2 separate regions of the Mus musculus genome follow, and region 2 is linked to region 1. Evidence: chromatin loops called from intact Hi-C (ENCODE). Cell type or tissue: gastrocnemius. All regions are shown on one strand.

The links. Hi-C counts contacts between places; a loop is a spot of excess contacts. Peaks named below come from ENCODE experiments on the same cell type or tissue, not always from the same donor. Only the 100,000 strongest peaks of a DNase experiment are listed, where the experiment ranks them.
Region 2: a loop joins it to region 1, with 2.2 times the contacts of the local background. A loop is called at or near these places in 3 of 42 quality-filtered maps.

Annotation. Positions count from the first base shown.
Region 1 is chr19:47,365,807-47,368,306 of GRCm38, forward strand. All of the region lies in intron 4 of Sh3pxd2a (SH3 and PX domains 2A), which reads right to left. Among named protein-coding and RNA genes, the nearest start is that of Gm36885, 61 kb to the right of the region's middle. In gastrocnemius, no CTCF peak of the experiment used is centred here; DNase peaks (open chromatin) are centred at 974 and 1,620; H3K27ac peaks cover 2,436 bases.
Region 2 is chr19:47,412,796-47,415,295 of GRCm38, forward strand. All of the region lies in intron 2 of Sh3pxd2a (SH3 and PX domains 2A), which reads right to left. Among named protein-coding and RNA genes, the nearest start is that of Gm36885, 14 kb to the right of the region's middle. In gastrocnemius, a CTCF peak has its summit at 239 (motif pointing right); DNase peaks (open chromatin) are centred at 269, 1,006, 1,527, 1,879 and 1 more place; H3K27ac peaks cover 2,327 bases.

The DNA.
Region 1 (2,500 bases):
TAGTGGAAGGCAGGTCTTGAAGGATGGGGAGAGAGGGAGTCCTGTGACGATTAAGTCAAGCCAAGAGGCCTGCTGTCCAGAGACGGTGAGTCTCCTGCTGAATCGTGTATCAGACCTACTGCTCTATAGCAAGGACACATAGAAGCCCAGGCCTGGCCCCATCTCCCTCAGTGTGGGAGAAATACTGGACTAAGGAGAGACTCTTGGATCAGCCAGGACACAGTCAAAGTAGGGCAGACGGACTAGGCCAATGGTACCAAGGATGGGAGCCAGGAGGAAAGTGAGAAGAAGCCCAGGGTTCGGGGGAGCCCATGGGAGGGCTCCTCAGTGTGTCTACCCGTGTGGCTTTGGAAGGCAGGCGTGACATATCCTCTGCCTCTGTTTATGGTGGGGACATCAGAGCTCTGACTAGGGTAGTAGTGGAATCCAGGTGCTCCAAATGTGTGCAGTGGGTGAAATCTGACCCAAAGGGTCACCAGGGTTTCACCTTACATCCAAGGTACATTCTGTGTTCTCCCCAAGGAAGGGTGGAAGGAAAAAAAAAGACTAAGAGAGTCAGAGAGGAAGCAGGGGAGAAAAAGGGAGGAGGGAGGAGCCAGGCATGGACCAAAGAGCTCCTTGGGGTAGCAGGTAGAGGGTCCTAGGATGGACTTTAAAGATTGGAGGTAGGCAGAACCAAGAGAAGCCATCCCCAGGTTGGGGCTGTCAGGATGACTTCAGAAAGGCAAGGCAGAGGTAGGCAAGTTTCAGCTGGCCAAGAGGGGGAACCTACCAGACGCCTGCACCCCTGTGAACAGAGAGCTCTTCATGCCAAAAGAGAGAGTGGAGCTCAGGGCAGAGGACCAGTGGACAGGAGACAAAGAAGTCTTTTGGTGGGTTGACAGTGACATCTTGACTTAACAGCGAGTCCTGACTGCTGGCCAACAACCGAGGCTCCCAGCCTGGAGCAACCCAGTTCTGGCCAAAACGGCTTGGCAAAAGTGGCTGGTGCTTTTGGCCTGTCACTGGGCCGTACCAGTGCTGGCACTTGAGAGCGGGAACCCAAGCTGGGCCAAGCTGAGCAAGATGGGGGCGGGGGCCAGGGTCCCAGCTCAGGTTCTGCTGATGGACATTCATGGCGCATGTCCTGTGGGAAGTGAGGCTGAACAGCCCTGGTGTGAGTCCTGCCTCTGCTCTTTTCAGGCTGCAAGAGGATGAATGCCTTCCCTGCCCTCTCTGAGCTCAACACACTGGATTTCATAGTGTGACTGTCACCTATTAAGTGTCGAATCTGAGTAGCCCTGCACAGTGGCTATGGTGGTACTGAGCAAACTCTCTCACTACACCTTAGCTGCTACATCACTGCCATTCCTTAGGGCAAAGCAATGACCATCTAGTCGGAACTCCAGGATGTGTCCTTGACGCTGCCCCCGGCACCACAGCCATATATATGTTGCGTGTGTGTGACCCCTGGGCACCTCCTCTCTGGTTATCAATTCTTCCAGGATTTAAAACAAAAAAAAGTCTAGTTCTGGAATCCCAGATGAAATGGCTTCCATGGGCACGTGTGAGATGGTGCCTTGAAGGTCCTGCTTTCCTGGCCTGGCCCATTGCCATGCCCCTTAGCACGGCAGTGTCCCGGAGACCTGAGAGGTTCTGCAGGAATGTTGCCGAGGTCAGCTTGCTAGCGATAAGAACATTCTAGGAGTCTGGCTCACGTGCTCTATCGAGTCAGAAAGAGAGGTGTGACCATGGTTCTAATTTCATAGAAGAAACTAAAGCTCAGAGACGTGAGTCTTAGGAGAACAGGGCACAAGTAGCTAAGTCCTCTGTGAAGGTTTGCAAATGCCTGGCCCAGGCAGTGGCACTATTCGGAGGCGTGGCCCTGTTGGAGTAGGTGTGGCCTGGCCTTGTTGGCATGGGTGTGTCACTGTGGGCATGGGCTTGCTTTCTGTGTCCAGAGCCTATATTCAGATCCAGGCTTTCTGCTTCCGGCAGTCTGCACTGGGATCTGAGAGGTCCTGAAGGTGCTTCAAGCTCTGGGGCCACTACACAGTCATCAGTGAGACACGTCTGACCTATGGCTCTCCCAGTCTTTCCATAGGGTATGACCCAGGTGATGCCATAGGTGACCTCAGGCACTGGCAAGGGTGAATGAGTCTGCCCTCACGCCTTTGTGTCCAGGCAGGAGGGAATGAGTTGGGGTGCGCAGACAGGGAGGAGCACAGGACCCTAACCCTAACCCTGATCTAGCCTTTGGGCGGCTCAGACACTAGTCCCTGCAGGGTATCTGCTGAGCGACTCCTGCTGTTCCAGCCTTGCCTTTCAATGACTGACTGGTGAAGCCGCTGAGAATGAAGAGAGGCAGGGGTATGGGGTATCTAGCCTGGGACTGATGCTGCTCCGTCTGTCTGGCTTTCCAGTGCACACTTTTTCTTCCTAATCTGTCCCAGAGGGTCCCGTTCTTGTCATGCTCCTAGATTGTTTTCTTAGTTAGCACCCAGTGCCAGGGCAGAGGAGC
Region 2 (2,500 bases), 47 kb after region 1:
CTACAGGGAAAATGTTCCTGAACATCTGGGTGCCTTCCAGCCCACCCTGCAGGCTAGATAGAGGTCACCCCTCCAGTAGCCACACTGCCTTCTGGTTGACCCAGCAGCGGGGCTATCGATCCACCAAGAGTGAGGAACAGGAGGAAGTACAAGGGTAGACCATCACGGGGACAGTGAGATCTCTGGCACCTGTCAGCAGGCCTGACTGGGATCCAGACTCCGGTGGCCACAACAGTAGGGGGCACTCAACACCTCCCAAGACGCCCCAGCTTCTGAACTTCCGTTCCCCAGGAGCCTCTGAGCCCGGCCTCCTCTCAGGGTTACAATCCTCAGCCCCACCCCTGGTCCCACCTGCTGGTCTGTCTGCTTGGTAGAACCTCCCACCACTGTTCTCCACCCAAGGCAGGAGGAAGGCAATCTAACATTCGATCTACAGACACTTCTCAATAACACAGCAAAATGTTCCACGTGTTAGCTCTAGGCAAGAGGCCCACTGAGGCCTGGCATACTCTACAGGGGTGAAACAGGGTTCTGCAGCAGGGTCTCACCACTATGTAGCCCTAGAAGAGACTGGAAATTTGCCATCAAAAAAGCTGACTGCAGTACGGGGACGTTTCTAGAATGCTGGAGAAACCTGGGAAGAAGGCTGTGGCCCTGAGAAACAAGAGGCTCCTCTGGGTGAGAGATGGTGCAAAAACTGAGAGGAGGGGAAGAAGGGCTGAGAGAGGGGAGGATGTGGGGAAAGGTTTAGGCAACAGCTGGGTTAGGAGCATGGGACCATAGATGCACAAGTACTACTTACAAGGGTTTGACACGTCATCTGCCTCCAGGTCAGTCTACAGCCCAGCTGTCTCCACTCTGGCCTGATCCAGACACAACGATCTGCCCCTAGCTAGTCCTCCGCAAATACCCTCTGGTGTCACCCTCCAGGTGAAGACAGCAGCTGGGCCTAGAGAAAGCTTCCACTCACTGACAGAAGGAAACCCTGAAAACCTGCTCCTGAAGCCAAGCAACGCAGGCGGCTGCCAACTCAAGGGGCTGTGGGAATCCGGGGTCCAGCTTGACCCTGCCAAGAGCCACTCTGTTTACTAGGCAAATGCCTACTCTTGATTTTTTTTTTTAAGTTAAATTAGCAAGAGGACAAGCATGACACTAGAGAAGCAGGGAAGATGTTAGTCAGTGGAACAGGTAGGTGATCCCATTAGGACAGAATAGGGAGAAGTAGGAGAGGTCGCTGTTAGCTCGCTGCATTCACAGGGGCCCAGACACAGCATGGTCCAGAGAGGGCAGTAAACCGTCATTCTCCCCCGGGAGAGAAAGAAGGGCCCTCTGAAGGCATCCATCCTTTCCCAACATGCACTAAAAACCTATGATGCAGTAGATGGCAACTATAGATCTGAGTCCTCCTGCACAAGTCTCTTGGAACGGTGGCCTCTACTCAGACCCTCTGCTTTGGTTGCAACTCCACTGAACGGCCCTGATGGGGAAAGGAGTGGGCACAGCCAGCAGGCACTGGGCACATGCCCAAGGGTTCTCTCCACCCTTCCACTAGGGAGTCCTCCTCCTATGGCTCCAAGTTGAGACGAGAGGCACTAGGAAGCCCAAGACAAAAGAAGCCTGTCTCACTGGGGAGGGAGACAGGCTGGCCTTCACAGAGGTGCCCTTGGGAGACACAGTGGGAAGAATGGCCAGCTTGTCACGCACAGAGCCACCTCTGCAAGCATCTCCCGGCCGGCCCAGACACCAGCCACATGCTTCCTGTTTGAGTTTTCCTTCTTTTCAATTTTATTTTGTAAATCTGAATGTCATCTATTTAGCCAAGCCCACCCCCCTCGGTGCCTAGCCACTTCCCCCATCCTCCGGCATTCCAGCAAGGCTGAACTGACCACTCTGTTCGGCCAGGCAACAGATGAAGGCTCCCTAGTTAGCAGACAGAGCCAAGCCTCGGTTGCCTTGAAAGCTATCCCCTCGCCAACCCAGGAACACTCCCTCACCCCGGCGCCAGAAATGCCCAATACCCCTTTGTAGCTGGAAACTGTTCCCTGAGTCTAGGTGGGCAGGCACTGGCAGTCACCTGGAGACCCTGAATTCTCCTCCAAAGAATCTACACCCACAGTCCTATAATAGTAATGCCCCTGGGGCTGCTCCAGGCTCAGTGAGGTGGATCTCCTGTGCTTTGTCCCTTCAAATATTTCACAGCCACAGAGGCAGGTTCTGCAAAGACCAGTGATGCAGATACAATTGTGCAGAGTTCTAGAAGTGAAGCAATGGCCGAGAGACGATCAGCAGTAAGAGGTGGGGCCAACGCCCAAACCCAAGTGAGTCTAACCCTGACTGAGCTTCTGCCACCCCCCACCCCCCCCACACACACTCAGGACAACAGGAATTTGGCACCAGGAATCCTACAAGCCCTTGAGAGCCAGATGTCATCCAACAGTAGGAGGTCTCCGGGGAGGCGAATGCCTTTCCCTGGCTCCAGCTTAATAGAAGCAGTTCTTCA